Linked DNA regions of Homo sapiens: region 1 is linked to region 2. Evidence: read pairs that join two places in POLR2A ChIA-PET (ENCODE). Cell type or tissue: Panc1. All regions are shown on one strand.

Region 1 (5,000 bases), 290 kb before region 2:
TCAGGAGTTTGAAACCAACCTGGGCAACACAGCAAGATCATGTCTCTACAAAAAATTTAAAAATTGGCCAGGCATAGTGACACACATCTCTAGTCCTAGCTATTCAGGAGGCTGCGGTGGGAGGATCGCCTGAGCCCAGGAGTTCGAGGTTGCAGTGAGCTGTGATGGCACTACTGCACACCTGCCTGGGTGACAGATCAAGACTCTGTCTCTGTTTAAAAAAAAAAAAAAAAAAAAAGAAGAAGAGAAGAAGAAGAAAGGAAGAAGGGAGAGAGAAGGAGAGGGAATAAAAAAATGGGATGAATTAACTACCCAGGAACTTAACTTTTTAGGCAGCATTCCAATACCTAGTGACAGTTCCAATCTACATATTGATCAATTATTTACCTAGTAACATATTTTTCAGTAAGCCACAGAATCTATGAGTGAGACCACTGTAGTATTATGAAAGACCAACAGCTATGTTAACTGGAGTTTCAGGTGGGCTTTATTAGAGTTGCCACATTATCTAGGGCTTCACCTGGGGGTACCTGCAAATTACTCAAGATAATTAATGGGTGAATATCCTCCCCTTCATGCATTTCTTATTTGCCACTACCAACCCAGACAGTAACTACCTTTATTCTTGAAGTTTACCCTCAAATTTTAAATGCAGTCCCCAAAGCAACACACATTATCAGAAATGAGTGGTAAGACATGTAATCAGATTTTATGTGCTCTTTTATCCACCCATTAGCCTTCCCATCACCTAGCTTTCCTGTAAAGTATTTAATAAATAATCACTTTCACATAAAAATACAACCTTAAACATATCATAATCCAGGAATCTAAACTCATTTCATCAAACCCAATAACCTTCCTAAATTTTGTCTCATTTTATCCCTTCCCTTTTTACTTTAATAATAAAGCATTTTGAGAACACTGCTGCATTTTGTATTAGAATACACAGTAATCTATCATTACCTCTGAAGGAAGTGGGTTGAGACAAAGCCATGTCGATCATTTGTTACAGGATTTCGGAAGAGTTTGCTTTTTGTCTGTGCAGTCACTATAGTTCCATCAGCCAACGAGAATCGATATACTGGGGTTTCTGCATGGCCATTAAGATAAGCTGTTGGGGAAAATATCCCATCACTGGTAACTACAGTCAGCAAAACAAATATATATAGGAGGGGACAGGGAGGAAATATACTTCAAGTACATTTCTAAAAATCCAAGGAAAGACTGGATCTGCACCAAAATCATCAACAGGGTAAAATAAGAACACTCAGGCATCATTTTCCTACCCCTCACCAACAAGAGAGCAACTACAGTCATGTGTATACCAAACATAATGACAAACAAGATCAAGAATCAACCACAAAACCAGGTATGGTGGTGTGCACCTGCAGTCTTGGCTACTCAGAAGCTGAGGCAGAAGGGTCAATTAAATCCAGGAGTTCGAGTCCAGCCTGGGCAAGATAGCAAGGCCCTGTCTCTAAAGAATAAAATGATAAGAACAATCAACCCCAAAATTCTTTACCTTCTTGATAGTGACGTTTCTGGGACCATGACTGCCCATCATTTAGACTAAAAAATCTCTGAATACACCTTCGGATTATATCTTCAAAGCCAGGCCTCATGGAGGATCTCAGTGAATTTGTATCTATATTGACAACCTTTCCTATTAAACAAAAAAAGGAAAAAAAGACTTATATCCAGCCCACAAGTATTTACTGGCTGCCTACACATGGCTTAGCACTGGAGAATAAAATAAAAGATATTAAATCTTTGCTCCACCTTCTCTGATCCAAATTTCTACTATATCCACAGCTTTTCTCCTTAAGACATAGCACCACAGGATTCTCCCTACATGTTCTGCTAAGGAGTATAATAATACATTTGGTCTTTGTCAGATTTCTAGCACAGAGCCCCTATCCAAAATCCTCAGAATTTCCTGAGTAATAAAAGTATTTTCAAGTTATTCATAAAGAGCCCCTTTGGAACACACCTCAATTTATGCTGATGAGGAGACTTAGGGTGGGGTCTCTAGATCACCTCAGGATGGAGCTGATAATCAGAAAGACCAAGTAATTAAAGGATTGGAACTTTCTGTTAGTAGTTCCATCTACTAACCTCCAGGAATGGGGCATGAGGGAGGAAGGAGAGCCTGGTGATTAAATTCTATAAAAAACTCTTGGCCTAGCACGGTGCCTCACGCCTGTAATCCCAACACTTTGGGAGGCCAAGGCAGGCAGATCACGAGGTCAAGATATCAAGACCATCCTGGCCAACATGGTGAAACCCCATCTCTAGTAAAAATACAAAAATTAGCTGGGCATGGGAGTGTGCGCCTGTAGTCCCAGCTACTCGGGAGGGTGAGGCAGGAGAATCGCTGGAACCTGGCAGGCGGAGGTTGCAGTGAGCCGAGATCATGCCACCGCACTCCGGCCTGGCAATAGAATGAGACTCCATCTCAAAAAAAAAAAACTCGGGCCAGCAACAGTGGCTCACATCTGTAATCCCAGCACTTTGGGAGGCCAAGGCAAGCAGATCACAAGGTCAAGAGTTCGAGACCAGCCTGGTCAACATGGTGAAACCCCATCTCTATTAAGAATACAAAACTTAGCTGGGCGTGGTGGTGCGTACCTGTAATCCCAGCTACTTGGGAGGCTGAGGCAGGAGAATTGCTTGAACCCGGGAGGCAGAGGTTACAGTGAGCTGAGATCGTGCCACTGCACTCCAGCCTAGGCAACAGAGCAAGACTCCATCTCCAATTAAAAAAAAAAAAAAAAAAACCTCTTGAACAAGAGATTTGATGAGCTTCCAAAGGATGAGTACATTAAGGTGCTGGGAAGGCTATAAGCCCAGAGAGGGCATGGAACCTCCAAACCTCATCCCCACCCCCTAATACCTTCTCCTATACATTTCTCCCATTGAGATATTCCTGAGTTGTACCCTTCATAAGAAACCAGTAAACCTGAGTAAAGCATTTCCGGATTTCTTGAGCCATTCTAGCAAATCATCAAACCTAAGGAGAGGATCAGAAGCCCAATTTATAGCCAGTCAGTCAGAAGTACAGAAGGCCAGGACTTGCAACTGGCATCTGAAGTAAAGTACAGGCAGTCTTGTGGGACTGAACCCTTAACCTTGTAAGATCTAATGCTAAACCCAGGTAGAAACTGTCCAAACTAAAATTGTAGGGCACCCAGCTTATGTCAGACAGAGCGCTGGTTAGTGTAGAAAAAAATACATCTGGGGTCAGAAGTGGTGTGGCAGTGTAGAAAAACAGTGTTTTCCCAAATGCTGTACAGAATATATATCACACAAACTCCTTTTACTGTCTGAATGTACTGAATATACATGTCCAGATAACCTTAAGTTCATTTTCGTGTAAAGGGAAAAAATAACGCCTATGAGGAAAGTTGTTTGTCCGAAGAGATTCTGTCCCTACAACTATAAGCAAGAGAAAATACCTACTTAAAGTAAGCCAGCAGGGACAATTATTTGCATCTGAGAGATGATCACATTTTTGTACACTTAATACCTAAACTTGGAGGGTTAACCAAATACTCATTTCTACAATGCTGGAAGCTTCTGACAACTTTTGCTTAATATCAAATACAATGGAGACACCAAATATACATACTCAAAAATACTATGAAATTAAAGAAGGTTTCATGACAATAGATGGTCCTTAAAAACTGTCTAGGCCTTTTCACTCTAAGCAGCACTAGGGTGGTTGGCAAAAGCAAGTGCCTTACAAAAAGTGGCAGAATGGGAGCAAAGAAGAAAGTGGTTAATCCATTTCCTAAAAAAGACTGATATGATGTGAAAGCACCAGCTGTGTTTAATTGGTAACAAACTAGTCAAAAGGGCTCAAGGAACCAAAACTGCATCTGATGGCCTCAAGAACTGTGTTTTTGAAATGAACCTTGCTGATCTGCATAATGATGAAACTGCCCTTAGAAAATTCAGACTAATTACTGAGGACATCCAGGTCAAAAACTATGTGACCAGCTTCCATGGCTGGTCTTGGATCAGCTTTCAGGCCTTTTCTATGTCTTTGAATGCAGACAGAATGATCCAAGCCATAATAACTGGTCACACAGTTTTTGACCTGGACATCCTCAGTAATCTTTTCTGTGACAAAATATGCTCCATGGTTAAACATGGCAGACTTCATAGGAAGCTCCTGCTGATGTCAAGATTGCCAATAGTTATCTGTTTTGTATAGGTTTTACTAAGAAATGCAATAATCAGACTTGGGCAATCTCTTATGCTCAGCACCAACAGATATGCCAAATCCCAATGATGATGGAAGTTGTGACCCAAAAGGTACAGACAAATAACTTGAAAGAAGTGGGCAATAAACTGACTCCAGACAAATTAGGAAAGACATTGAAAAGGCTTGCCCAGGCCAGGCGCGGTGGCTCGTGCCTGTAATCCCAACACTTTGGGAGGCCGAGGTGGGTGGATCATGAGGTCAGGAGTTCGAGACCATCCTGGCTAACATGGTGAAACCCCATCTCTACTAAAAATACAAAAAATTAGCTGAGTGTGGTGGCACATACCTGTAGTCCCAGCAACTCGGGAGGCTGAGGCAGGAGAATGGTTTGAACCCGGGAGGCAGAGGTTGCAGTGAGCCGAGATCTCGCCACTGCACTCCAGCCTGGGCAACAGAGCGAGACTCCGTCTCAAAAAAAAAAAAAAAAAAAAAAAGTCTTGCCCATATATTTATCCTTTCTATGACATATTCATTAGAAAACATACTGAAGAAAACCAAGTTTGGTTTGGGAAAACTCATGGGGCTTCATAGTGAAAGGTAATTCTGCAAAAGCTACTGGAGATTTAAAAGGCACTAATATTGAATAAGCTGACAGAAATAAACCACCAGTCCAATAATCTGTTTAAAATTCAGAATTTTAATGGTGACCAAAAATCTTATTAGTAGCAGGGGGAGACTAGGGAAAAGGGATAAACGCATTCTGGGAAAGAGTAAATACCTGTGCACTCGTGCC
Region 2 (5,000 bases):
TTCTGGAAGCCACCAGAGCCTCTAGCTGCTGCTCGTTTTCTGATTTTAACAACAGACCTCTTTGGAATCCCAGAAGTGGGATGAAGTCAGCCCGCTTCACTGGAAAGTGGTGGTCTTGGGTTAGAGATAAAAAGGAAATGTAGAGCTTGCTGGGATGCCGGGGCCAGTGTTTGCATTTAGTTCAAAATTTAGCAAATTAGGACAAACACAATTTATGCGTTTATTCACAAGCCTGGAGTAGACTCCTGAATATCTTCTAATTGAGGGATTGGTACTTTTCATTTGGTCTTTGTGAAAGAGATTTTATGAGGCTTCCCAAAATGAAGCAGTTATTCACTTTTACCTTCAGGGTGCTTTCACAAATGAGCTACTGGAGTATTTTTCGTATCTTTGGTTGATGAAAAGGCTCATCTCCAAACTTAATGGTTGTACCAAGGTGTTTTCATTCCTTCAACAAGTCACTGAGTGCTTTCTTGGAACACACAGCCTTGCACTGGGGGTTATGGGGAGGGAGGAAGAGGCTGGACAGGGTTACTGCATACTGCCGGAAGGAGATTCTCATTTGGCTGCAGAGTGTCGCACAAAGTGACTCCCTAAAGGCGTCTGAAACCAAAAGCATTTTGAGGATTGTTACAAGACAGCGTGTCGCCAGGCGTGGTGGCTCATGCCTGTAATCCCAGCACTTTGGGAGGCCAAGGCGGACCATCACGAGGTCAGGCGTTCGAGACCAGCCTGGCCAACATGGTGAAACCCCCGTCTCTACTAAAAATACAAAAATTAGTCGGGCATGGTGGCACGCGCCTGTAATCCTAGCTACTTAGGAGGTTGAGGCAGGAGAATCACTTGAACCTGGGAGGCGGAGGTTGCAGTGAGCTGAGATCGCACCACTGCACTCCAGCCTGGGCGACAGAGCAAGACTCCATCTCAAAAAAAAAAAGACAGTATGTCATTTTGGGGCAAAGTTGAGGGTCCAGTAGTCAAGGCTGGGACCTGGGAAGCAGAAGCTGGCTGCTGATCTCTGGCAGGGGTCACAGAAGGGGAGGCACCCTGGGTGGGAAGGCCTGGCTTACTGGGTGGGTGCTGTGTGCTGGGGAGCAGCAGGAGGAGGCTGGGCGGAGGCAGAGGGCTGCTGCCCCCTCATCACAGCATGACCCAGCCTGTGCTGGGTGGCAGGAAGTTTCAGTGCCATTGATGGTGAAGAGAGCTGAGCCACCAGGGACTTCAGAGCAAGGAAGGTACCTTCTCACAGAGGTGTTTTTGATGTTGCAGGAGCACGTGCCTCTCAGCCACTTCTCAGCCCCCTTGTTGTGGTCAGAATCAAATGTGGTCCAGCAGGAGACGGGGCAAAGTGGAGAGGGACTGAAGAGAGGGGGCCAGGAGGGTGGGGGTCTTGTCCCTGTTCTGCTGCTTACCTTCCCCAGGGGGCTTGGACACTGGCTCTGTCCCTTCATTTTTGTATTTGTGAAGTGGGGTGTTGGATTAGATTCTATCCAAGCATGACCAAGCTGAGTGACCATTGTCTCTTTCTCTCTTTTCTCCTACTCCCATCCTCACCCTTCAGCAGCCAGAATGCGCTTCAAAAACGTGGATTGGGGTCAGGCACAGTGGCGCATGCCAATCATCCCAGCTACTTGAGAGACTGAAGTGGGAGGATCAGTTGAGGCCAGGAGTTTGAAACCAGCCTGGGCAACTTAACGAGACCCCCCCCTCCCGCCCCCATCTCTATTAAAAAAAAAAAAGTGGACAGAGTGCGTTGGCTCACGCCTGTAATCTTAGCACTTTGGGAGGGCGAGGCGGGTGGATTGTCTGAGCTCAGGAGTTCGAGACCAGCCTGGGCAACACGGTGAAACCCCATCTCTACTAAAATACAAAAAAATTATCTGGGCGTGGCAGCATGTGCCTATAATCCCAGTTACTTGGGAGGCTGAAGCAGGAGAATTGCTTGAACCCAGGAGGCGGAGGTTGCAGTGAGCCAAGACCACGCCTTTGCACTCCGGCCTAGGGGACAGAGCGAGACTCCGTCTTAAAAAAAAAAAAAAAAAAAGTGGGTCAGGTTCTGTCTCATTTTGCTAACTCCTTCTGATGATTTTCCAGTACCCTTCCACTCAGGTCTGAAGTCACCGTGACCTGCCTACCTGGGCCGGCCCTGTTTACCTTTGTTTCCTTTGTGATGTTCTGTTCACCTTGTGCCATTTCTCCCCCAACTTCACTTGAGCTCCTTGGCCTCCTTCCTCTTGGTTCCTTCCTTGGGGCCCCTGTGTGTCTTTTGCCAGGAGCAGGCTGCCCATTTCTCATTGTGATCTCAGACTTATCTCAGATGGTGGCTCCTCAAAGAGGCTTTTGGTGGCCACGGAGTCTGAAGGAGTCATTTCATTATTTTCTGTTTTAAATATATATATAAAAGACAACGTCTCACTGCACTGTCCTGGCTAGAGTGCACTGGTATGATCATAGCTCACTGTATCCTTGATCTCCTGGGCTCAAAGCTCACTGTAGCCTCAATCTCCTGGGCTCAAGCTATCTTCCCACCTCAGCCTCCTGAGTAGCTGGGACTACAGGTGCACACCACCTCACCTGGCTAATTAAAAAAATTTTTTTTTTGTAGGGATGAGGTCGCAGTGGGTTGCCCAGGCTGGTCTGAAACCCTTGGCCTCAAGTGATCCTCCCTCTTTGACCTCCCAAAGTGCTGGGATTATAGGCATGTGCCACCATGCCTGGCCAATTTTCTATTACATTTTTAAAATGAACTTTTAATTTAACAGTAGTATTAGATTTCCAGAAAAGTTTTGAGGATAGTGCCAAGAGTTCCCATGTTAGCCCCTGGCTCCACACACACAATTTCTTCTATTATTAACATCATACACTAGTGTGGTGTAATTGTTACAAATAATGCATCAATTTTGATATGTTATTACCAACTAAAGGCCATCCCTTATTCAGATTTCCTTCGGTTTCCCACAAAAGTCCCTTTTCCGTTTTAGAATCCCACTCAGGATTCCTCATTACATTTAGTTGTCTGCCTGGGCTCCTGTTGGCTGTGACAGTTTCTTAGACTTTTCTTGTTTTTGTGGAACTTACCGGTTTTCAGGAATACTGGTCGGGTATTTTGTAGATTGTCCTGTCAATTGGGATTTGTATAATGTGTTTCTCATGATTAGACTCTGGTAAACTGTGGTTATGGGTTTTGGGGAGGAAGAAGACTACAGAGGGTAAAATGCCATTTTCATCATATCACATCAAGGGTATGTATTATTAATAAGATCTATCACTGTTGGCCTTGTGCAGTGGCTCACACCTGTAATCTCAGCACTTTGGGAGGCCAAGGTGGGGGGATCATCTGAGGTCAAGAGTTCGAGACCATCCTGGCCAACATGGTGAAACCCTGCCTCTATTAAAAATACAAAAATTAGCTGGGTGTGGTGGCAGGCACCTCTAGTCGCAACTACTCGGGAGGCTGAGGCAGGAGAATCACTTGAACCCGGGGTGGAGGGGGTGGAGACGGAGGTTGTAGTTAGCTGAGACCATGCCACTGCACTCCAGTCTGGGAGATAGAATGAGACTATCTCAAAAAGAAAAAAAAAAAAAAAAAAAAAGATTTATCACTGTTGATGTTGACCATGACCATCTGGCTGTCTTTCTTCTCTTTCCATCCTCTGCTCTTTGGAAGGAAGTCACAAGGCATCACCCACACTTAAGGAGTGAAGAGCTATGCTCCACCTCCTCGAAAGCAGAGGCTTGACATAAATTATTTGGGGGCTGGATGTGGTGGCTCATGCCTGTAATCCCAGCACTTTGGGAGGCCAAGGCGGGCAGATCACTTGAGGCCAGGAGTTCGAGACCAGCCTGGCCAACGTGGCAAAATCCCATCTCTACTAAAAATAACAAACATTGTATGCCTATAATCCCAGCTACTTGGGAGACTGAAGCAGAAAAATCACTTGAACCCGAGAGGCGGAGGTTGCAGTGAGCCAAGATTCCACCACTGCACTCCAGCCTGGGTGACAGTGACACTGTGTCTCAAAAAAAAAAATTTAGAATTCTTCTGTATGGGGTATTAGTCTTTTCTCCCTCATGTATTTATTCAGTCATTTATCTCTAGCAGTGTGGACTCTGGGATGGTTACTTTATACTGTGGGTTGTAATCCAATACTACTTATTTATTTTATTGCTCAAATCATTCCAGCTTTGGCAGTTGGGAGCTCTTTGTGTTGGCTCTTGTGTCCCCTTGACAGACTCCATCGTTGTGGGGTTTATTTATTTGTTCGTTTGAGACAGCCTCGTTCTGCTGCCCAGGCTGGAGTGCAGTGGTATAATCACAGCTCATTGCAGCCTTGACCTGCTGGACTCAAGCAGTCCTCTTGCCTCAGCCTCCCAAGTAGCTGGGACCACAGGCATGCATCACCACAGTTGGCTAATTTTTGTTCTTTTTATTTGTAGAGATGGAGTCTCGCTGTGTTGCCCAGGCTGGTTTTGAATTTCCCAGGCTCAAGTGATCCTACCACTTTGGCCTCCCAAAGTGCTGGGGTTACAGGTGTGAACCACCATGCCCGGCTGGCCTATTTATTTATTTATTGAGCACTTTCTTGTCTTCTGGCACTATAAGATGTTCCAGGCTCATTTTGTATGTCTTTGCCTCAGCCCTAAAATCATCCATTTCTCTATGGATCCTGGTTTCTTTCTTTCTTTTCTTTTTTTTTTTTTTTTGAGATGTAGTCTTGCTCTGTTGCCGAGGCTGGAGTGCGGTGGTGTGATCTCAGCTTACTGTGACTTCCACCTCCTAGTTCAAGCAATTCCTCTGCTCCAGCCTCCATAGTAGCTGGGATTACAGGCACATGTCACCATGCCCGGCTAATTTTTTTGTATTTGTAGTAGAGGCGGGGTTTCACCATGTTGGCCAGGCTAGTCTCGAACTCCTGACCTCAGGCAATCCGCCTGCCTCAGCCTCCCAAAGTGCTGGGATTACAGGCATGAGCCTCCGTGCCCAGCTTTTTTTTTTTTTC

What was found. ChIA-PET counts read pairs that join two places held together with the same protein. Peaks named below come from ENCODE experiments on the same cell type or tissue, not always from the same donor. Only the 100,000 strongest peaks of a DNase experiment are listed, where the experiment ranks them.
Region 1: POLR2A ChIA-PET joins it to region 2 with 6 read pairs; 5 of 35 experiments call an interaction of 5 or more read pairs at or near these places.

The regions. Positions count from the first base shown.
Region 1 is chr20:47,630,159-47,635,158 of GRCh38, reverse strand. It overlaps NCOA3 (nuclear receptor coactivator 3), which reads right to left. Exons shown (of 23, transcript NM_181659.3): 9 at 1,523-1,663; 10 at 964-1,111. It also overlaps the pseudogene LOC100419565. Among named protein-coding and RNA genes, the nearest start is that of NCOA3, 130 kb to the right of the region's middle. In Panc1, no CTCF peak of the experiment used is centred here; no DNase peak of the experiment used is centred here.
Region 2 is chr20:47,342,551-47,347,550 of GRCh38, reverse strand. The region is part of intron 2 of ZMYND8 (zinc finger MYND-type containing 8); the gene reads left to right. Among named protein-coding and RNA genes, the nearest start is that of ZMYND8, 12 kb to the left of the region's middle. RefSeq lists enhancers at 954-1,700, 4,475-5,000. In Panc1, no CTCF peak of the experiment used is centred here; no DNase peak of the experiment used is centred here; H3K27ac peaks cover 5,000 bases.